3 separate regions of the Homo sapiens genome follow, and regions 1 and 3 are each linked to region 2. The links are chromatin loops, found by intact Hi-C in ENCODE. Cell type or tissue: chondrocyte. All regions are shown on one strand.

Evidence for each region. Peaks named below come from ENCODE experiments on the same cell type or tissue, not always from the same donor. Only the 100,000 strongest peaks of a DNase experiment are listed, where the experiment ranks them.
Region 1: it touches region 2 in a loop (2.1-fold over the local background); 12 of 110 quality-filtered maps call a loop at or near these places.
Region 3: a loop joins it to region 2, with 3 times the contacts of the local background. A loop is called at or near these places in 5 of 110 quality-filtered maps.

What each region holds. Positions count from the first base shown.
Region 1 is chrX:102,763,020-102,771,019 of GRCh38, forward strand. The region is part of intron 8 of ARMCX5-GPRASP2 (ARMCX5-GPRASP2 readthrough); the gene reads left to right. LINC00630 (long intergenic non-protein coding RNA 630) reads left to right here and starts at 6,134. Exons shown (of 12, transcript NR_146589.1): 1 at 6,134-6,322. In chondrocyte, no CTCF peak of the experiment used is centred here; no DNase peak of the experiment used is centred here.
Region 2 is chrX:102,710,349-102,718,348 of GRCh38, forward strand. It overlaps ARMCX5-GPRASP2 (ARMCX5-GPRASP2 readthrough), which reads left to right. Exons shown (of 19, transcript NR_146584.3): 5 at 3,434-3,501; 6 at 3,841-3,918. GPRASP2 (G protein-coupled receptor associated sorting protein 2) reads left to right here and starts at 2,100. Exons shown (of 5, transcript NM_001004051.4): 1 at 2,100-2,204; 2 at 2,782-2,869; 3 at 3,434-3,501; 4 at 3,841-3,918; 5 at 4,189-7,385. The coding sequence starts at 4,522. The coding sequence ends at 7,038. In chondrocyte, a CTCF peak has its summit at 3,145; a DNase peak (open chromatin) is centred at 2,443.
Region 3 is chrX:102,512,586-102,520,585 of GRCh38, forward strand. It overlaps TMSB15A (thymosin beta 15A), which reads right to left and starts at 4,154. Exons shown (of 3, transcript NM_021992.3): 1 at 4,081-4,154; 2 at 2,479-2,595; 3 at 1,097-1,539. The coding sequence starts at 2,578. The coding sequence ends at 1,502. In chondrocyte, CTCF peaks have their summits at 4,917 (motif pointing left) and 5,116; a DNase peak (open chromatin) is centred at 3,966.

The DNA.
Region 1 (8,000 bases), 53 kb after region 2:
TTCATCTCCACTATCATCTTCCTCAACATGAGGGGTTATTGAGTGAGTACCTTTAGGGGACAATACTAGGGAAATGTAAAACTTCCAAATGGGAAGCTGCTGGTTTTATTGTGGGGAGGGAAAGAATGGAATCACATTCCATTTCTGCCACTTCTCTGGAGAGGGTCTTAGTCCCTTTGAGAAGGAGCTTGGTCATCTGTGAAATAAGACGCACCACATTATCTTCTTCAGAGTACTGTCCTGAGGGATAAATGAGAAAACCTGTCAAGTGCCTATGGGAGATAGTAGGACTTCAGCACATAACAGGTCTGGCTATTTGCCCCCTCCCTCCCAGAGAGTAGATGACATTGACCTAAACCAAAGGGCATTACTGCTATTGAGACCTTGTGGAAAGGTAGCAGCAAGAGCTGAAATATATCCCCATAACCTATGAGCTTTGGGCCAGTTCTGAGTTGTGGGATGAGTTACATGTGAGAGCTGGGGAAAAGGAAAAATAAATCACCATACCATTTCCTATAACTGCATCTGCCTTCCTATCCTCTTAATTTATCATTCAGTTTGACACTGGAGGAGCAGTTTCCCATTAACTTTAAGGTAGAAGGGACACCACAGGGCAATATGACAAGAATACTGGACGGAAGACTAGAGTCATAAGACCAGACACATTATGATCCACGATTATGTTCTGTTATATGGCAAAAGGGAGATGATCAGCATAGGCCTGACCTAATTAGTCAAGCCCTGTAAAATCAGAGAATTTTCTCCTGCTGTTTAGAGTAGGGCAAGTCAGAGATTCAAAGCACAGGAAGCCTTCAATGTGCCATTGCTGGATGGAAGAAGGAGGCCACATGGCAGGCAAGTGGACTAGCCCCCAGGAGCTAAGAATATCCCCAACTGACAGTCATCAAGGAAATGGGGACTGCGGTTCAATGGCCACAAGGAAATGACTTCTGCCAGCAGCAAGAATGATCTTGGAAGCAGATTTTTATCTAGATCATCCGCGTGAGACCTCAGTGGAGCCAACATGGGCACCTTGATTCTAGCTTTGTGAGACCTTGAGCAGAGAATAAGGTCATGCTGGACCAGTCTTCTGACCTACAGACCTGTGAGCTACTAGATGGATGTAGCTTTCAGACACTAAGTCTGGTTACACACCTACAATAAATTAATACATTCCAGTTAAGTTAAATCTATTCAATGCATACACAGTATTTTTGTTTACATGTACACATGTGTATAGATGATAATTGGTGGAAACATAATTACAGTTTTTATTAGTGCATGGTGGGGTTAGATATTATCAATATTCATATTGGTATTTGAATGCACTTTCCACATTTTTTAAATAGACAGTGGGTTACTTATTAATCAGAGATAAAACACATTAGAGCTTTGTTCATGTCAAATTTGATAGATTTCAGACTTTTCAAAAGGTATTGTAAATATGATAGTAGGCAAACACGTACACAACCAAGGTTATGAAGCAAAACATTACAGAGTGGACTCTCCTGTGTGAGTTCCCTGATTGCCTCAGCGCCCTCAGAAGGAACCACTATCCAAAATTTCTTGTTTAGTCATGAATACATCCCTAAACTAAACACATAATTGCTTTGCATATTTTTATCTCTATATAAGTAACATATTTATATATCTATTATCGAAATGTTTTCTTCTGAAAATAGTGTTTCTGAGATGTTTCTAACCAGGTGACTTTGGGACTATTTTGATATTTACCCATGCTCCTGTGAACAGGTTTGCTATGTACCGAGACTCTGCAATGCACATCTGAGAGGGCAGCAGATGACAGAGCCTCACATGCTTCTATTGTGGGTGCTGCTCAATATCTCCACAAAGAAGTTGTACCAATTTGTCCGCTCCAAGCTATGTATGGGCTTCTCGTGGCCCCAACATTTCAATTCAAACAGGATGCAACATAAACACAAATTCGATGATTGGGTTTTCTTTTCAAACTCTAGAATTATTCCAAGACATATTCTAAGGTATAATATGGAACCATTAGCTAAGCATTTTTAATGCACCTGTGAAATACACTATTTAAAACATAATACGATAGGGAAAAATAAAGAAAATCTAATGTACCAATAACAGGATCTCAGAATAAAAAATATTAAAAATCTGTGAAACCTATTTTTGCACAGATCAGGAAAAACAGATGTTTTCAAATTGTTGGATGGAATATAAGAACTATTAAAGAAATTTTAAAGTTCAACTATATAGGAAGCATTAAAAATATTAAATGGTCATGCTCTTTGACAAAACAGTTCCACTTCTGGGAATGTATCCTCCTGATATGGCCTCAAGAGTCTCCTGCTGTAACCACTCGTGTCCACACTGCTCAGGGCTGAGATGACCATTTCCTTAGTTGGCCCAGTGCCTTCATGTCCCAGATCCTGAGTCATCTACCCCTGGATCAAAACAGGAAAATCAAATCTGAATCATGGATGGATGCCCAGACTCGAAGGACCATCCACTAATTCACCACAAACATTGATACAGAGCAATGCTCAGGTCCCAACTCCTGGAGAGATTTGTAGACCTCAGGCCTCATCCCTGTCTGGGAGAAATCTTCCTTCCTCTCCCATCTTTGTGTCCTGAGAGGCCCCCACATCCCTACCAGGTACAAGCAGCCCGGTCCTTTCAACAAATTAAGTTTTCATAAAGGATGAAAGAAAAACTGGCTCCAGAAGGCTTCTGCTGTCAGCCCTCTCACAAACCTCCCCTGAAGTAAGGAGAGGGGGCACCAACCTTACTGCAGGGAGGGTAAGCAAGGAGAACAGAGATTAACCTCCTTAACAGTACATGTCCAGATACATTTGCTAAAGGTCTACCACTAGCAACTCAAGGTGCCCAGGCTGGCAGGTTCTATCCCTGGCTCTGGCAGTGGGCCTGGTGAGTAACCTCCTTGCCATTCAGCTCTGTGTTTAGGAGCACGTGCTTTATAGTCACTGACATCCATGAGGAAGAGAGGATACTGGTACCTCACCAGCACGGCTGTCATGAGATTAAATCCAGACACTAATGTGAAGAAACTGGAGCTGGGCCCAGCTAAACCATCTGCCTTACAAAATAGTAGCTGTCTTTTCCTCCTCCAAGCAGGGAACTCATGTTACTCTGAGCTGCCACCTCAGCCAGGGCCCCTTAAGAGGGCGCACATCGTAGTCACCTTGATGAGTCTTTTCTAAACCCTCAGCTGAAACTCCCTTGTTGGTGGAAAAATAGGACTTTGGCATCAAAGATCATTAATGTCTTAAGTTATAATATGAGCCTTGGAAAACAGATATATCCACTTGGCACCAACAGTATATGTGAGCGTCTGCTGGCTTTTCATTCCACCAACACCAAGTATTACCAACTTTTGTCCTTATTGCCAATCCAATCTGCTCATTTTCCCCAGACCTGTCCCATTGGAAGAATCAGCTCAGATGGTCATTAAACTTAGAGATTCACAGGGTCATCCCCTGCAATTGCCAGATTTAGCAAATAATAAGACGATTTAAAATTTTTATTTTGTTATTTATTTCATTTACTTTTATTTATTTAATTAAAATCCAGTTGGATTTTAATTTTAAATAAACTAATATTGCATGCCACATAAACTAAAAAATATTCCTATTAATCCGGAATTTAAAGTTAACTGAGTTGATTTTAATCTGGTAACTGTACACGTGGAGGGCTCTGTGGAGAGCCAAGATGCTCAGGTCAACAGCCTTAACTGAGCTCCCAGCAGACGCCAACACCAGTCATCATTCATGTGAGTGAGCTCTCTCAGATGTCCCAGATGAGTGGAACCTCCAGATGACTGCAGCCCCAGGTGACAGACATCATATAGAGCAGAAAACATCCAGCTGGGCCCAGTTAACACACAAAATACTGAGAGAAAATAAATGGCTATTAATTAAGGGTGCTTGTTAAGAAGGAACGGATATCTAAAACATTATGGTTTTGGTGAACTTTTCCTCATTTTCTGTGTTGTGTTATCATTGGGTAAGAAAGGAATTTTCTTATCCTTGAAGGCTTAGTGAAACTTGGTTATAATTGTATCATCTGAGTGTTGGCTTACATGTGGGTACAGATTTCTGAACATGTCATCAATTCCTTCTTGAAGGGATTCCCAAGGGCAATTTACATGATATCTATTTTTCATGCTAGTCTTAAAATTTGAAACCTAACTCCTTAAGAAGAATTCCCACTGCAATCATGTGAATTAAGATACTGAGAGGGCATTGCTACAAACCATTCTATGAGGAAACCTGAGAGGTTGTCTTAGTGAGTATTCATTCTGAACAATTTTAGAAGTGTTTCTCAAAGAAAGTGTCCTGAAACACTTTCTCCTGCTATAGTGATAACCCTTGGCAAGGAAGTAACTTTCCTTGGGCACACATAGACAGGGCTCCTTTAGGAGACAGCAGATAGATATACATTGCAGTCCTTGGTCTTTATGACTGTCCCAATGCAGCACTGCTGGGTGGATAAGTCAATTCTAGAACTTACTCATAGTAAGCCCACGTGACAGCAAATCTAAGTCACATTCTCCAATATCACCTTATAAGAGATAAAGTCAATATATGTTTCTCCTTATTCTTTTCCTATGTTTCTCAGTTGGTTTAGAGCTCAGACTAGAAGCAGAAGAGTATTTTGGGGGCCCCTTAAAGAATTAAGCATTGTGAATCAAGAACTATAGGAATAATTGTAGAGTCAGTGAGACACAGTTAGAGGAGTAAACCTGTGGGCCTATTTTAAGTCCCATCCCTGAAGGCAAAGCTGAACAAGTGCCTCCTGAAGGGCAGCTTACTACCAAGAAGTTGAAGGGAGAGGGCTTGGGCAGAGTATCATGTGTCTCCTTCCAGATTCTCCAATCGGATAAGTCATTCCTGCCGTAGAGAGGAGTGAGTGTGTAGAGGCTACATGTATTTTTGTCATGGATGTATTTTCCACATGGAAAAACATACCAGGAATGAAGGATAAGAATTTCCTTAAGGCAGGGCTGGGTGCGGTGGCTCACGCCTGTAATCCCAGCACTTTGGGAGGCCGAGGCGGGTGGATCACGAGGTCAGGAGATCGAGGCCAGCTTGACTAACATGGTGAAACCCTGTCTCTACTAAAAATATAAAAATTAGCTGGGTGTGGTGGTAAGCGCCTGTAATCCCAGCTACTCGGGAGGCTGAGGCAGGAGAATCGCTTGAACCTGGGAGGCAGAGGTTGCAGTGAGCTGAGATTGCGCCGTGCACTCCAACCTGGGCGATAGAGCGAGACTCCGTCTCAAAAAAAAAAAAAAAAAAAAAAATTTCCTTAAGGCAAACTACTGTGTGTTTTAATTGACTGGATTCCTGCCTACTAAATGATTATATTATTCTAGTCCGGCCTCCCTGAAATAACTGTATTATTACTCAAATGACAGTTTTTGTGTTTCTAGATCATTCAGTCACTTGATTATAAACAATCTGTTTTCTGCCACAGAAAACCAACTGCCTAGTATAGTGTGTGAGTTGTACATGTTCCTCCTCAGAGGGCTAGCTCATCTCCCAGAGTCCTAGGACACCTCTCTGGGCTTCTGTGTACTGATGATACTCCTCTAAGGTCACTTTTTTTTTTTTTTTTTTTTGAGAATCTCGGCTCACTGCAAGCTCCGCCTCCCGGGTTCACACCGTTCTACTGCCTCAGTCTCCTGAGTAGCTGGGACTACAGGCGCTCGCCACCACGCCCGGCTAATTTTTTGTATTTTTAGTAGAGATGGGGTTTCACCGTGTTAGTCAGGATGGTGTCGATCTTCTGACCTCGTGATCCTCCCGCCTCGCCCTCCCAAAGTACTGGGATTACAGGCATGAGCCACCGCGCCCGGCCCCCTTAGGTCACTTTTAAAGCAAAATTCCTGACAACATGGACTTCCTTTCCTCTACCATAATGAGTAGAGAGTCTTGAAAATTGCCCGGATCCCAGCCTCTAATTGGTATGTTTTCTCAGGGAGTTATCTGAAGAATGAAGGTGTTTTGCTTTAAGGGATAGGCTGGGGATGGAGGAGCGGGTTGTGCATAGTCATTTTCAGGTGTGGAAGACAAGCCAGTGCTACGCGGTTGCCATAGTAACCTGACGTCATATTAGCGACGGTGACGACTTTTTATTGAGACCAATTTGGCCTGGGGAGAACCGCCTTCAGGCGTTTGGACTCAGTGGAGGTTGTGAGTGCCCAGCAGTGTGGCCTGAATCTCCGTGGGGTTTAGGGAGACGAAAGGACCCCAGATCGACGTCCCCTCGTTCCCACTTTGGGGATCGGCGCTCTGGCTGTTTCGTGAAGGAGAGAGAGGTGGGTCTCTTCTGGCCCCAGTGAGTGTGGTGTCCTGCTCCAGGGTGTCCCGGGGCTACTTTCCCTGTAAAGGCGGGACGCGGGAGGATGAGACAGGTAAAGACCCTCTCTGAGCCCAGTTTCCCACTCTGTAAAATGGAAATAAAAATGCTCACCCACAGGATTGCTGAAACCTTCAGTGATAACATAGGTGCAAGACGATAGCCCTGTGGTTATTGCAGGATCAGGAATGCCTGTATGAAGTCAGGCCTCTTCTTGTTCTGTTTCAAACTTTCTTACAGTATAGACAAGGGAGAAACTTTATGTTTAACATGCATTTATGATAAGTTTATATATATATTTCTGACTGCATAAATAATAACCAGTGATTCCCATCAACACTATCAAATGAATGTTGAAATATAAAGTTAGTTAGAAGGCCTTCCTACCAATTTGAGATTATAATATGCATTCTCCCATATCTGTTGTATAATAAATTTGTTTATGAACTATAACTTATAAAGTGTCAATTAAAAAGTCATATGATGTTTTGATATATTTTATACATTGTAGAATGGCTGAATCAAGCTAATAAACCTATGCATTACCTAATGTACTTTTTTTTGTGGTGAACACTTAAAATCTACCCTTTTAGCAGTTTTCAAGTGTACAATATATTTTTATTAACCATGGTCACTATGATGTACAATAGATCCCTTGAATTTATCCCTCCTCTCTAACTGAAATTTTGTATCCATTGACCAACATCTCCCCAAACCCCTCCCCAGCCTCTGTCTGGTAATTACTGTTCTACTCTCTGCTTCTATGAGTTCAACTTATTTAGATTCCATATACAAGTGAGATTACGTGGTATTTGTCTTGCTGTGCCTGGCTTATTTCACTTAATGTCCTCCAGGTTCATCCATGTTGTCACAAATGACAGGATTTCCTTCTTTTTTCAAAAAGCTGAATAGTACGCCATTGTGTGCATGTATGACATTTTCTTTATTCATCTGTTGGTGGATACTTAGGTTGATTCCATACCCTGGCTATTGTGAATAATGCTGCAGTGAACATGGGAGTACATACATCTGTTTGAGGTACTAATTTCATTTCCTTTGGATATATACTCAGAAGGGGGACTGCTGGATCATTTGGTAATTCTATTTTTAGTTTTTTTCAGGAATGACCATACTGTTTCTGTAATATCTGTATAAATTTACATTCCCAGTATTGTACAAGGGTTCCATTTTTTTCCACATCCTTGTGAACACTTACCATCTTCTGTTTTTTTAAATAATGGCCATCCTAACAAGTGTGAGGTGATATCTTGTTATGGTTTTAATGTGCATTTCCCTGACAATTAGTGATATTGAGAATTTTTTCACATATCTGTTGGCCACTTGTATGTCTTACTTTGAAAAATGTATATTTTATTATATATGGACACATGATTATTGTACATATTTATGGGGGTACACTGTGATATTTCAATATATGTATACAATGTGTAGTGATAAAATCAGGGTAGTTAGCATATCCATCATCTCAAATCTTTATCATTTATATGTGCTGGTAACATTCAACATTTTCTCTTCTAGCTATTTGAAAAAATACATTAAATTATTGTTTGATAATTTAGTATAATGCTATAGAACACTAGAGATTATTCTTCCTATCCAGGGTCTGGAGTATGGGC
Region 2 (8,000 bases):
AGGCTGAGGCAGGAGAATCACTTGAACCCAGGAGGCGGAGGTTGCAGTGAGCCAAGATGGCACCATTGCACTCCAGCCAGCCTGGGCAACAACACCGATAGTCCCTCTCAAAACCAGCAACAACAACAACAAAAGAATAGGGTTCCCTTTTGTACCTGGGAAATATCAGTGGTTTCAGCAAAAAGGAACTTTCTCCAAGATTACCTATAAGGGACATAAAAAAAATCACTGTCCTTTAGGAAGCAAAGAAGAGGCAATTGATGTTTGTAGTGGTGAGGCATGAGCTCCAAAATAGATCTTCCCCAGAGACTGATCCACGGGTAAAGAAAGTCAAGGGGAATAGACTTCATCAGGATGGTGAGTGTATTAGGTTCATACTGCTGCTTTAACCAATTACCACACATAGAAGGGCTTAAAATAATACAAATTTATTATTATCTTACAGTCCTAGAGGCTGGAAATCTGCAAAGGGTTTCATTACACTAAAATCAAGATGTTGCCAGAGGAGCTATCCCTCTGGCATTTCTAGGGAAGAATCTGTTTCTTTGTCTTTTCCAGGTTCTGGAGACAGCCTGTATTTCTTGGATCTTGGCTTCCTTCCATCTTCAAAGCCAACAATGGCCAGTGTAGACCTTCTCATGATGCTTCAATCTGATATTGAGTCACTGCCTCCCTCTTCCACATTTAAAGTACCCTTGCAATTACATTGGCCAAGATAATCCAGCATAATCTTAAATTAAATTCAGCTGATTAGCAATCTTAATGATCCTTTGCCAGGAAATATAAAATGGTACATGTTCTGGAGAACAGGACATGGACATCTTTAGGGGACCGTTACTTGCCAAACACAATAAGGGTAGCACCTAAATGAGTTTTCAAATGGACAGCAGTAACAACAACATCAACTTCGTATTTAACCACATTGCTCTGTCTGTCCCATGCAGGAAGCAGGGAAAGGAGGGGCTCAAGAGTAGAGGACGGATGTTGGGGTGAAAGAAGAGGATTCAAAAGGAGCCAGGTTGCTTTGTCTCGGGGAGGGGGGTGCACGGTGGGATCCTCTCCTGAGAATGACTGCTGAAACAGCAGGTAGTTGTGGCAGGTGGCTGAGATCCAAGCTGGTTCGAATACCAGCCACATTTCCACACTGCCAAATGTCATGGCAAGAGAAGACTTGACAGGGAACCGAAGAGGAGCCAGGACCATCCCTACCTGGCGGCATCAAAGAGAGAGGACTGTTATGACCTCCTGCGGGTCCTGACAGGGAAAGGTCCTCTTCTGGGGGCAACTGTGGCGACGGCGCAATGCCAACGTGAGCCACCATTTGAAATGAGAAAGAGCAGTGTGGCAGAAAGGAATGAGTTTGGTGCAGACCAGTGGTTGGTTTCCTAGGGTTAGAGGTCTAGGTCTACCTTCTTTTAGAAGAGGGGCAGTGGTGAGTCCTTGATGGGAGCCCCCTGCCCCGGAGTTCACTTAAGAGCAGGTGTACCTTCCTCCCCTGCGTGGCTCCACGAAGCTGGGAAAGAAACGCACAAGAGGACCACCCTAGAGCCCCGGGCCTGTATGGCCTGAAATCGCCTCTCCCCTCCCACACTGCAGTGCTGACACCCCCTTTCCCATCAGCTTCCAGAAAGGAGGGTTAGGGGACTGGGGAGAGGGAGGGGGCAGACACCCAGCAGTCCCTGTGAGGGGGGCGGTTGGGGCGGGGGTGCAGACACATCACGGGGCGGTTTGGTATCCATCCGCTGTTCTCTCCAGCGCGGCTCTTCCCGACCTCGCGATCCTGTCCCCTGCCCGGGCCCCCAGCCGCCCGCTGGTCCCATATATTACAGCAGCGACAGAAATATGGTAGTGGTCGCCACGTTAGGGTCCGTGGGGGCCTCCTGAGGCAGCCTGGTGCCAACCCGCACGCCCAGGCTGGGGCTCATCCTGGCCCTGCCCACCTCGGGGTCGGAACTACGGTGGGCCTGGGATGGGGGCGTCAAGCACTTTCGCGCCGTATCCCTCCGCCCCCCTTCCCGACACCCTCGCGGCGAGCGGTTCTTGCCGCATCCTGCGCAGCCCCTGCCTACTTTGGTGCAGAGGCGTGGGGGGCGGGACGCGTCTTTCCCGTTCGGATCGCGGGGAAAGCAGTGGCTCCAAGTGAGCCAGAGGAGAGCTGAGGAGAGGAGGGGGAGGCCGACGACCTGGGCCCTGGGCCTCTGAAGGCAAGTGCGGGTGCATGAGGTGGGGGTCCGGGTTGCGGGGGTGGTCTGGCAGGGTGGACCAGCAGGCAGCCTGCCCCGCGGACCCTGACAGCCTGGCAACGAGGAGACGATCCGGTCGGAGCCAGGCGCTTGAGAGAGGTGCGCAGTGCCCGAGACCCCTGGCGATGGGGAGGCGGTGACCGGAGCGGGCCTGGCCAAGGGCTGAGGGGCTGGCTCGGGAGGCACCGCCAGATCGTTTGGAGGAGAACCGCGCTGACCGCTTCCCAGCCAGCTTTGCAGGCGCCCGCGCCCCGCCCTCGACGGTGTCTGTGCCCGGAGAGGGCTGTGGGGGAGGCTCCTGCGGGAGAAATGGCGGAGCGGGAGCCGCTGTGGGGGCGCCCGGGAAGGCCGTTGGGGGGCGCCCGGCGAGGCCGGCGGGGGTCGGCGTCCCGGCTCTGTACCCAGTCCGCCGGAGGTGAGCCGCGTTTGCTACTCCGGGTCCCGATTCCCGAAAGGGGCCTGTGGGGCCCCATGTCCTCGGTGCCTTCCCTTCCCACAGGCTCCAGGTTGATGTCAAAGTCTTGTGTCTGTGCGGTAGGTCTGGCGTATTCTGACAGGACACAGTGAGCGTCTGTAGAGGAGAGGCTTGAAATAAAGGAGCACGAATATTGCCTGGATTTCTGGAGGTGTGTGGGGATGGGGGTTGGGCGCTAAACACTGATTGGGGACCCGAATCGGGGTAGGGGACTGTGACCAGAGCAAGTCAGGCATCCAGGAGCACCTCCTAATCTTCACCTCTCTAATGGCGCTCCCCCCACCTTCCATCCCCACCTGTCTCCCCCACCGTCCTAAACTGGGGGCATGAAAGGGTGGGCTTTGGAGGTGGGGGTGATGAGGGAGACATACTGACAAGTACTAATTCACAACCTGTTTTCTAGAATATGCGGCGCCCTTCCCCCATTTTATGCTGCGCAGAGCAAGGGGATGTGGCGCACCTAGTGGTGAATCCTCAGAATTGGAGAAGGGAGTAATGGGAAGAATATGACGTCAAGAGAAGGAGTTGTTATCTCTGGAACCTTGAAGCAGGGCCCAAATAAAACGAGAATATTCCACCAGCAAAACCCCGAATGTTGAAAGACAGATACCAATAATATGGGGACTCTTATCCTTGGCGTTGGCCTGTCTACCAAGTGCTCTTCTGCCACCACTCATATCCTGACTGTCTTACTTTTTCATGTGTTTGTCCATAGGCCTACTTTAAGGCTGGCCAATTCTGCAAGAAAGGCAAGGAGGAGGAGACTGGCTCACAGCTCTGGAGGTTAGTGAGAAGGGGGAGAGGACAATGCAGGGGACAGTTGGAGAGAGCATGGCAGGTGGCAGATCCACTTCCACCTGTAGTAGAAGTGGCAGACCCACTTCTATTCTGCCGGATTTGCACAGTGCCAGCATCCTTTTTATTTCTTGCAGGAGACACGAGATAGGTGTAGGTTGGGTTGTGACTCAGAAAAGACCTGAGAGCAGGGACTAGGACACAGGAAACCATAGATACATTGAACTCTTGAATGGGAAGACAGATATTTGTCACAGGGGCCAGAGTGCCCACCTACCTACCAAGCACTCACACTCCATTCTCTCCTGTATGTTCACTTGTCTGTAGGACCCCCTTCTGTCAGCTGTGGGGCTTGACACCACTTGAACAAGAAAAGGAGGGGGAAACTGCACCACATCAGTGAAGGTTGGTATGAGAGCGGGTATACTTTTGGGCGGGGTAGTGGAGACCAGCATGGGTCCGGGAGTGATTAGGGTCCAATCTGGGGGCTTCTTGGCCCCTCCCATTGCCGACACACTTTCCCACCATTGTTGGACCTGTTTTGTAGGAGGCAGCCGGTCCAGAGAGACTTTCTCAAAGCCCAGCTGTCCCACCTAGCATTCAACATCAGTCGCACTGCATACGTCTCATACAATTGGAAGAGACTCAAAGCCTCATTTCATTCTCTCTCCCTAGATCCACCTCCAGTGGCTGCTCTGCTGGTGGTGGAGTTGCTGCTGACAACCACCCTCAACGGGTCTGCACCCATCCAGGAAATATCTGTCTTCCTTTAGCTTGGTTGTACCTGTTCTCACTCTATCTGTATTATTGAATTATTGACTGAGACTGTGTTTGGGAAGGAGGCTGAGTGACTACTGGACTGGATATTGACTCTAACTCTTATTCCCAAGCTTATATCCTTAATCACCTAAAGATCAGAGTGTGAAGAAACAAACCTGTGACAGATCTGTGGTTGAGGTTTAGACTACGGGAGGAGTATATTACCTGACTTTCTTTGTAACTTGTACCATGACTGGGGCAGAGATTGAGCCTAGTGCCCAGGCCAAGCCTGAAAAGAAGGCTGGGGAAGAGGTTATCGCTGGGCCTGAGAGAGAGAATGATGTCCCTCTGGTGGTCAGACCCAAGGTTAGGACCCAGGCAACTACTGGGGCAAGGCCCAAAACTGAGACCAAGTCTGTGCCTGCGGCAAGGCCCAAAACTGAGGCCCAAGCAATGTCTGGGGCAAGGCCCAAAACTGAGGTCCAAGTAATGGGTGGTGCAAGACCCAAAACGGAGGCTCAAGGAATCACAGGGGCCAGGCCCAAAACCGATGCCAGGGCAGTAGGTGGCGCTCGTTCTAAAACTGATGCCAAGGCAATCCCTGGAGCAAGGCCCAAGGATGAGGCCCAGGCATGGGCCCAGAGTGAATTTGGGACTGAAGCAGTGTCACAGGCAGAAGGAGTGTCCCAGACTAATGCCGTTGCTTGGCCACTGGCCACTGCTGAGTCTGGATCAGTTACTAAATCTAAGGGCCTGTCTATGGATAGAGAACTAGTCAATGTGGATGCTGAAACCTTTCCTGGCACCCAGGGTCAGAAAGGAATCCAGCCCTGGTTTGGACCAGGGGAGGAGACTAATATGGGGTCTTGGTGCTATTCCAGGCCCAGGGCCAGAGAGGAGGCCTCTAATGAGTCTGGGTTCTGGTCAGCAGATGAGACCTCTACAGCGTCTTCTTTCTGGACTGGAGAAGAGACAAGTGTCAGATCATGGCCCAGGGAAGAGTCCAATACCAGGTCCAGGCACAGGGCTAAACATCAGACTAATCCCAGGTCCAGGCCCAGATCCAAGCAAGAAGCCTATGTTGATTCCTGGTCTGGATCTGAGGATGAGGCCAGCAACCCATTCTCCTTCTGGGTTGGAGAAAATACCAATAACTTGTTCAGGCCCAGAGTCAGGGAGGAGGCAAATATCAGGTCCAAGCTCAGGACAAATAGAGAAGATTGTTTTGAATCTGAGTCTGAAGATGAGTTCTATAAGCAGTCCTGGGTTTTGCCTGGAGAAGAGGCCAATAGTAGATTCAGGCACAGAGACAAAGAAGATCCTAATACTGCCTTGAAACTCAGGGCCCAGAAAGATGTTGACAGTGATAGGGTCAAACAAGAACCCAGGTTTGAGGAGGAAGTCATTATTGGGTCCTGGTTCTGGGCAGAAAAAGAGGCCAGTTTGGAGGGTGGAGCTTCAGCAATCTGTGAATCTGAGCCAGGAACTGAGGAGGGGGCCATTGGCGGATCCGCGTACTGGGCTGAGGAAAAGTCCAGTTTGGGGGCTGTGGCCAGAGAAGAGGCCAAGCCGGAGTCTGAAGAAGAGGCCATATTTGGGTCCTGGTTCTGGGACAGAGATGAGGCCTGCTTTGACCTAAATCCCTGTCCTGTGTACAAGGTCAGTGATAGGTTCAGAGATGCAGCTGAGGAGCTTAATGCATCCTCCAGGCCCCAAACCTGGGACGAGGTCACTGTTGAATTCAAACCTGGTCTTTTTCATGGGGTTGGCTTCCGATCCACAAGCCCCTTTGGAATTCCCGAAGAGGCTTCTGAAATGCTTGAGGCAAAGCCCAAGAACCTGGAACTTAGCCCAGAAGGAGAAGAGCAGGAATCTTTGCTTCAGCCTGATCAGCCTAGTCCTGAGTTCACATTTCAGTATGATCCTTCCTACCGGTCAGTCCGGGAAATTCGAGAGCATCTTAGGGCCAGGGAGAGTGCAGAGTCTGAGAGTTGGTCCTGCAGCTGCATACAATGTGAGCTGAAAATTGGTTCTGAAGAGTTTGAAGAATTCCTTTTATTAATGGACAAAATTCGGGATCCTTTTATTCATGAAATATCTAAAATTGCAATGGGTATGAGAAGTGCTTCTCAATTTACCCGAGATTTCATTCGAGATTCAGGTGTTGTCTCACTTATTGAAACCTTGCTTAATTATCCATCCTCTAGAGTTAGGACAAGTTTTTTGGAAAATATGATTCACATGGCTCCACCTTATCCAAATCTAAACATGATTGAGACATTCATATGTCAAGTGTGTGAGGAAACCCTTGCACATAGTGTGGATTCCCTTGAGCAGCTGACTGGAATAAGGATGCTTAGACACCTCACTATGACTATTGACTATCACACACTGATTGCCAACTATATGTCCGGGTTTCTCTCCTTATTAACCACAGCCAATGCGAGAACGAAGTTTCACGTTCTGAAAATGCTATTGAATTTGTCTGAAAATCCTGCTGTGGCAAAAAAACTATTCAGTGCCAAAGCTCTTTCAATATTTGTGGGTCTCTTTAACATAGAAGAGACAAATGATAATATTCAAATTGTTATTAAAATGTTTCAGAATATCAGTAACATTATAAAAAGTGGAAAGATGTCCTTAATTGATGATGATTTCAGTCTTGAGCCGCTTATTTCTGCATTTCGTGAATTTGAGGAGTTAGCTAAGCAACTACAAGCCCAAATAGACAACCAAAATGATCCTGAGGTGGGACAACAAAGTTAATATGATTAACCACCTGCCGCTGATCAGCCTTATGTTCCCAAAGAGCCCTGAGTAGTGCTTTGGTGTTCACAGTCTGTTTTTTTGTTGTAACTTATATTTTTTAATGCTGATGTTAACTTTGTCAAACTCTTGTTTTGAGCTGGATCATTTTGTGGATGCCAAATGAATATCAAAACTGAAAACACATTTGTTGATATTTGTCTTGCTGTCCAGATTGCGGTATTTTTCAGTATTAAGTTTTCAATGAACTGTGTCACCTAAGTAAGCTACCCTGCTATTCGTTGTTTAAATATATGGTTCTCTATTTGAGTCTGTGTTTTCAATAAAGTTCTATGTTAAAATTGGCATAAGTGACCCTTCTTCAGTTTAAGAACCATGTACAGATAAATCGTGTGCACTTACAAACATAGGTAATTATTAGTATGACAAACATGCGCTTATTAGAAAATTCTGTTCTTGAGTTAAGAAGGGAGAGATTATTGTGGGCCCTGATACTTGAGGAATGTTTCCGAGAAGAGGGACCCACTTAAATTGGTCAGGATAGAACAAATTGGTCAGGATAGGAGAGCAAGACAACTTGCCCGCCTGCTTGCCCAATTATGAGCCTTCCCAACAAGCAACCTAAAATTAATACTTCTTATAGGACCCATTTAAATTACCATCTTAGCCCTGGGATTTGCCTAAGGGTAGGATAAGACAAATCATTAGGTTGCTCTTGGAAGTGGGCAGTGGTGGTTTGAAGAAAAGTGTGTAATTGAATAATCTGTTCTAGTAGCATGGATGAACCCAGTCTGCTTGAAACAAGTAAAAGGAGTTTGATGAGAAATGCAGTTAGAAAGTTGGGAAGAGGCCAATTTGGGGAACAGAATAAGCCAAATCTGCATATTTAACAATTCAAAGTACAGGTGTTACTTCAATGCCACCTAAAGGCTGAAAGAGTAGGATAGCACAATTAAATGGAG
Region 3 (8,000 bases), 200 kb before region 2:
TCTGGATTAATAGAGCCACAGTCTGGATGGTTATACGGTACACATAAATGCTAACACTTCTAATTAGTGGGATTATATGTAATTGGCTTGAATAAACTTAAAGTGATAAAAGTATTAAGGGCATGGATTGGGAAATGTGCATTTATATGTATTCCTTATTGTATTAGTCAGCTCAAGCTACCATAAGAAAAATATCATAGACTGTGTGGCTTAAACAGAAATTTACTTTCTCACAGTTCTGGATGCTAGAAGTCCCAGATCAAGGTCCTGCAGTGCTCTCTTCCCGGCTTGCAGACAGCCGCCTTCTCACTATGTTCTCACATGGCAGTGATCTCTCTCTCTCGATCGCTCTCTCTCTCTCTCCCTCTTCCTCTTCTTCTTAAGGCTACAGTCCTGTTGGATTAGAACCTGACCCTTATGACCTTATTTAATCTGAATTACTTCCTAGAGAACCTACCTCTAGATATAATCACACTGGAGGTTAGGGCTTCAATATACAAATTTGGGGGTACACAATTCAGTCCATAGCACTTATGTTCATCGTGAACACCAAAAATGCTTGGTTCATAAGACAGCAAATTCTGTTCTACACAAGAACCAAACCAGAAGCTCTCTACTACAGGTCATTAACAGGTATTAGATACGAGTTTATGCTCCACAGAAGGCATATTGTGTTTAGTACAGTGCATGTTAGCAAGTGCCTCTGGCCCCTTCCCCATCAAACCCCAGCCTTGGGTGTCCCCTTCCATTAAGTTGAAAAATACTTTCCAAAAGGCAAGAGCGCTCCGCTTTAATATTCATCTTGAGCAGATCACTTCAGACCTTGTATTTTCATTTCTTCATTCTGAGATAAGGGGTTAGTCCACATGACCTCCCTTCCCAAGGTTTTCTAACTCTGTGATTCCAACTCTAAAGAAATAGCACCTAGCATCCCCAAGTCAGGACTCACTAGACCTGGAGAGAAGTAAATATTTCCCACGTGAATAATCTGCTAAAACAGTTTTCCTTCAACCATTCTGTTTGGCTGAAAAGTATATCCTTGTGTACTTTTCGTTCCATAGAAGACCACCAAGAGTCAACCACAGGAGTCTCAAGATAATGATTATATTGGTTACTTTATTACTACATTAGAAATGCAAATAAACTGTGAAAAGCTGCAAAAGCATGCAACTTCATGAAGATTATGAAGCAATGGAAGCACCCATCATAGCAGGTTAAAACAGGCTTATCCAGTATAGGATGCAAGAACTACATACACAAAGGTCATCAATGGTGAGATTATTGACAGCATCTGCCATCTGGAACATATGCACCAATGGTAAGTTTAAAAATGAATTTAAGGAAACATTGGCTACCTCTGACTTCTTAGCCAGGGAACATAGGTGAGAAGATATCCGAAGACGCCTAAAATCTCTACAAACACATGGGTTTACAAAAAACAAGCCTAAAATCAAGACTCTCAGGTAATGTCGAAATCTGCTGTTGGGAGGCGATCCCCATTTTATGATGTTTGAACACACTCTTTCTCTTGCTGGATAGCTGGGAAGACAAACACAAAAATCATTAACCGTATGTACCTAAGATTAAGTTCAGTTTCTTTCAAAAGAGCTCCTTGCTAAGTCATCGAAGTCTGCATACATGCCTTAAATTTAGAATGCCAAGGCATTAACCACAAATCCTCACATTAGGGTGTGTGCATGTATGTGTGTGTGTTAACTACCTGAATATTCACTACAATCTATAACTGTGGAGGATTTTCTCCCATTTAAGAGATAGAGACATGCTGTTGCCATTTTTTCTTAGATGATTCAAGACTGAGATACGAAGCAATTTCTTCGGATTTATCTATCCATATACAACTAGGAAGTTATACCTTTTCAGACAATTTTGACTAACTTTGGAACTCTCAAAGCTAACAAGACAAAAAGTTCCCCTCAACTTTTGCAAAAACACTTGGAGTTTCTCCAGAAGGCTGTATTTCTGGAGGGCAAAACTGATCACTTATCCCTTGAGTCTGTGAGCCCTACGTGCACCCAAGATCTAAACTTGTTCATTGTCTTTATCTCATCATCAGGTAGAGAAGGCCAAAACTGCAAAGTTTGCATGGATCTTTAGGTATAAGACCACTGACCCAAACTGATGGATGCAGAAAAATGTCTAATAAGCATAAAGTGAACAAAACTAAGATTTTTCTAGTGCTAAATCCAATATTCCAAGATTGATTTTTAAGGTGGTTTTTAGTAATTTTCCAACAAGAAACTAGTTTTCCCCCCCATTCCTATTAAGACTTATGTGAGAACTACTTATATAACCCAAGTAGGAAGATGACTATTTGATGTTTTTAACTGTTACATTAAACACCATGGTACTCTAATTATTGCTTACTTTGTGGCAAAAATTTACTAGAAGATAGGTTTATTTACTGAACCTATTAACTTTCTCTACTGTGTGTTTCCACTAGAACCCCCCATGACTTACTTTCCTTTGAGGGAAGAGTATTTTTTTCTTCAGTATTAGTTTTCTTCAGTTTTGACCTGTCAAACTTCTCCACTTCCGACAAGTCTGGCTTATCACTCATCTTGACTAGAAGATAGCCTGAAAAGAATAAACATTTTTAAGAAAACTTACCTGGCAGAACTGTCTTCGGACTAAGGGGTCACAAGCAAAAATTTTCATATTTCATATCAATGTATATTCTACCCGCTCATTTTCAACAGAAAAACAGCAACAGATCTTAGAAAAGTTATATTTTTGTTAGAATAATTTTAACTCCACATCATTAGCCCATTTTGATATGCAGTAAATGCCGTTGGATCAGAACGCACCAGAAACCAAGATTCTCCAGAAACCCAGAGCCAATATGTCTGACTCTTAAAATCACAGCAAGGGTAAAATGGAGGTGATAGAAGCACAAGAGCAGACAGGGACAGAATAAAAAATAAAGACTGGCTTTAACCAGTTAATGATTTTGTAACAGGAGATAGCACTATTCGAGCATCTTCACTTTCTATTAAATTACTTTTGTTTTTTGGCATTTTTTTTTAGGAGACGGGGAGCAGCACAAAAAAAAAAAGAGTGGCATAAGTTGTACTAATTTCTTTCTATTTTAAATGCCCAAAGATGACAGTACATTAAGGCATTACAATACACGTCTCATAATAGCTCCTTGTGGCATTGGTGTATAAACGTTGTAAGAAGGGACAGCTAACTAGGATCAAACCCAGGACTTCAGCAGAATGGGATAAACCAAATAAAAGCGAGTCTTGTTTCACCATGTTTTCTCTGCAAAGAGAGAGGTAAAGAGATGAGGCTTAGAGGTGCATGGCTGTGGACCTGACGAAATGCCTGGTGCCCTGTAAGCGTCCCGAGTTTGTCCAGAAGAGACAATAGGATATCCCAGAAATCGGAGGGCAGAGTTCTCATTCGCAAGCCCAGCCCCACCCTCGTGCAGTAAGATACTATGTCTAGTGCTTGGGGTAGAATGGAGAGGCCCCCAAGCAGCCAGAAGTGCCGAACATGCCTCCATTCCGTCGAGTTTACCCTAAGACCCTCCTCTGCCAAGCCATTAGACGCCAAGCTCAGAGCTGGAAAACTGGAACTAACAAATAAATAATAGCAGGGCCGGGTGCGTAGGCCAGTCTGTCAAGAGCAGTTTGCATACTTTTAAAAATAACTATTAGCTTTTTCTGGCGCCCAGCCTAACGGCCACGGGAGGAGAAGGAATGAGGACCAAGCCCCAGGGGGCCCATTCCGGGCGGCCTCCAAACTCCTCATCCTCTAAGCCTCCGACCTGCAGCTACTGCGGACAGGTCCCTTTAAGGGTCCGCGCTCCCCGCCTCCCAACCCCGGGGCCTTGTTTCCAGGGACCGGCCCCCAGGAGGGCTCGGCATCGAGCGCAGAAGGCGGCCCCCTGGAAGACAAAGGCGCGGACTCGCTCGCCCGGGCGGCGGTGCAGACGCGAAGCGCCAGCCCCAACCTCGGCTCCTCTGGCTCCCGAAGGCGCGGCATCCCCCGCCTCGCAACCCTGACGCCTTCCCATCCCCATGGTCCTCTGGCTCCTGCGAGGCCGCAGGTCCTCACCTGAAAGCTTGAAGACTCGTGAAAGGCTGTTCGCGGGGCTGAGACCCAGACTCGCTCCGGACCAGGTTAGCGTTCCCGCGCAGAGCCCTGCAGTGCTAAGCCACCCAGCAGGCCCCGCCCCAGCCCTCTCTGATTGGCCAAAGGTTTCCGGGCTCGCCACCCCCCCCCCCCCACCCCGCCCTTCCCCTCCTCCGCTTGAGTGTACAGAGCCCGCGTCCACCCTCTCCTCTAGGATCGGGGCTTGGTGAAGTCAGAGCCGACCCCGCCTCCCCAGGCCCCACCTCCCAGGCCTCTTCCACTGCTTTAGTCCTGAGGGTCCACATACCCTTCATCCTGACTACACTCACTCTTTCACAATAACAGAGGCCTCTGCAATAAGCAGACACATCTCGCCCAGTGAGCTTAGAACATCTGGAACTCCGAGGTCCAAGCTGAATGACCGGTATTTAGGCTCTTTCGGCTTTTTATAGCCATTGGGGCCCAAGGATGCTGTGATAACCTAACAGTAGGTTGGAAGTGGGGCTCGGTGTTGTCTGCTCTAATCCTTGGCCAGGTCGTGGAGTAGGGGTGCTCATAGTGAGGGTGGGTGGTTCAGGGCCATTCACCCCTACAACTGGACATTTCTGTGACAGTAGTGCTCTCCTATGAAATGTAAAAGTCACATTCGCAGCTTTCTCGGCCACTGAACACGATAGCAGTTTATAATAATCACAGAACAACTGAGGCTATTCACCTTTATATCCCTAATCCCTAGCACTTTGGCCCACAAGACACATTGGTTGTGGAGATGTCTATAGATTGAAGTAATAAATACGTGATGGGTGGAAGTTTTGGACAATAGCACCACCCAGTGTCTGTTGGAAGAGAAAATTGAGGATTCGGTATTTACTTGAAAGGACTAAACGTTCAAGATCATTTTCTGGATACTCACCCAGAACCTTAGAGCATTAAGGTAAGATGGAGGTAGAACTATGTCTTTAGCTTGCACCCCATGTGTGGTGGTATAGATCTATATAGATCGAAAGTCACTCTTTCCACAAGGATTTCTCAAGGCTTCCCCAGCTTACTTCATTCCCTTTTCTTTGCTTTTGTAGCACGTTGTGTTAATTTGAGAATTGTGTATGTTTGTTGGAGAAACTTTTAAAACAGAAAGATATGCTCATTCAACAAGTAATATTCATTGAGTACCTACAGTGTTCCTGGCATTAAATATAATAAACACCAGTGTTTTCACTACACAGATTTCAATGTTGTTAACATTTAGGTATACTTACTTTGTCTTTCTTTTAAGGACTAAAAGCGTTACAGAAAAAATTGAGGTTTCCTTGACCTTCACTTCATTTCCATTCCCCCTCCCACTTGCCCAGGGGTAGTCCTATCCTGAATGTGATGTGTAGCTTTCAGCGTATTTTTCTGTCATTACAGATTAATGTGATTTCTGTTTCCAGGAGCAAAATGAAGCATTGTTTGAACAAGTGATCCAAGGCTAAGACCACACCCCTTACTTCACTTGGGGTTGACAGGAAGCTCCAGACAACCACCCCTCCATAGCCCAAACCTCAAAATCCTGCCACCCTGGTCTGCCTTGAATCATTAGAACTTATCTAATGATGACATTTATCTCCATTTGTGCGAGTCACCCCAAGACACCCTTCAACTCCTATATTCTAACTGCCATAAGGTTGTGTCCACATCCGCTCTTTAGTTCACTTTTCTCACCGCTCCTCTACTAATAAAACACAATACACCCTCGGTAATTCCTCCATATTTTAAGCCTCTTCTCTGAATTTCCCCTTCCATGAGGATTCCAGATCCCCTGAAGCCCACTCATGAGGAGCAGATGATTTTTCACTCCTACCACCACTGTACCACAGATCCTAAAGCTTATGTAAGGGACTTTGCTGCTTCTCATTGCTGTCTTTAGATAGCAATTCCCCTCCTACCCCCCTAAAAACTTCCAGCTTTTGACAACTTATGTCATTGACTAGCCTTTGTTGTTGACATATAACAAATTTCAACTATTCCCGGCCGGGCGCGGTGGCTCACGCCTGTAATCCCAGCACTGTGGGAGGCCGAGGGGGGCGGATCACAAGGTCAGGAGATCGAGACCATCCTGGCTAACACGGTGAAACCCCGTCTGTACTAAAAATACAAAAAAAATTAGCTGGGCGTGGTGGTGGGAGCCTGTAGTCCCAGCTACTCGGGAGGCTAAGGCAGGAGAATGGCGTGAACCCGGGAGGCGGAGCTTGCAGTGAGCGGAGATAGCACCACTGCACTCCAGCCTGGGTGACAGAGTGAGACTCTGTCTCAAAAAATAAAAAATAAAAAATAAAAATTCAACTATTCCCCACTCATTTTTCAAAAATTTTAGCTCCTACAACACAGTCATTCTCAAAGGTAGTTGTCCTGCTTTAATTCTTGGTAAATTCAAGAATGATAATTCTGACAAACTGGCGTTTTCAGTTCCTTGAACATTTCTCCCCCATAACATCGTCCTCAACTCCACCTCAGTTACTCACACAGCCATAGTCTAGCCCTTGTCACTATAATTATGGGAAACCCTCCATAATCTCAATTTTAAACATCCCTCTTTCTGACCATAACCTCCTCTCTTTTCAGCTAACTCATTTTGCACCTTTCTTTTGGTCTCCCCAGAATCTCCAATGCATTGATCTTATCAGATTTTCACTATCTCTTCTTCCCTTTATTGTATTCTCTCCCCTCCTTCCCTAGCTCAAATGTCATGTTCAGTCTTTACAATCACTTATCTACATATACCCTCCACTGTCCTGCCTTTTCAGTTTGTATTGCTTCATAGGAAAAATAACAACCCTGGCTAAATTCAACTACACTTCAACAAGCCTGAGCCTACAAAGAGAAATCTGGCCAAAGGAAAATACATAACTACATGACTCATTTCAATTTAAATTCATGACTATTAACTTAAATCAGACTCTTAATATTAATAGGCACTCATTCTTTAGACCTTCTGGTCCTTAACTTTCTGACTATTTTAACTTACTACTTCATAGCTTCTCTCCCATCAAACTCTCTATACCACCTCTCCATCCCAACTCTTCTCTTGCTTTCTATTTATACTAGAAAAGTGTAGCCCTCAGAAGAACACTTCCACAGACCCTATATTAGTCAGGGTTCTCTAGAGGGACAGAACTAATAGGATATATGTATATGAAAGGGAGTTTATTAAAGAGAATTGACCCACATGATCACAAAGTGAAGTCCCACAATAGGCCATCTGCAAGCTGAGGAGCAAGGAAACCAGTAGTGACCCAGTCTGAGTCCCAAAACCTCAAAAGTAGGGAAGCCAACAGTTCAGCCTTCAGTCTGTGGCCAAAGGCCCGAGAGTCCCTGGCAAACCGCTAGTATAAGTCCAAGAGTCCAAAAGCCGAAGAACTTGGAGTCTGATGTTAGAGGGCAGGAAGCATCTAGCAAGGGAGAAAGATGAAGGCCGGAAGACTCAGCAGGTCTGCTCATTCCACTTTCTGCCTGCTTTTTCTAGCCACGCTGGCAGCCAGTTGGATGGTGCCCACCCAGATTGAGAGTGGGTCTGCCTCTCCGAGTCCACTGACTCAAATGTTAATCGCCTCTGGCAACACCCTCACAGACACACCCAGAAACAATATTTTGCATCCTTCAATCCAATCAAGTTGACACTTAATATTAACCATCACGGAACCCTACCACCACATCACTTCACCTACCTGCACCTGCCTACATATATATGACTTTCCTGTTGATATCATACATGAAATTTCCAGACTCCTGTCTAAAAGTTCCCCTCCTTTCCCACTAGATCTCTTTCTCTCAAACCAATTCAGTGACGTTGCTACCATCTTTCTCTCCATTATGTCTAGCATCATCAATATTGTACTCTCTACTGTATCGTTTCTCTCAGGATA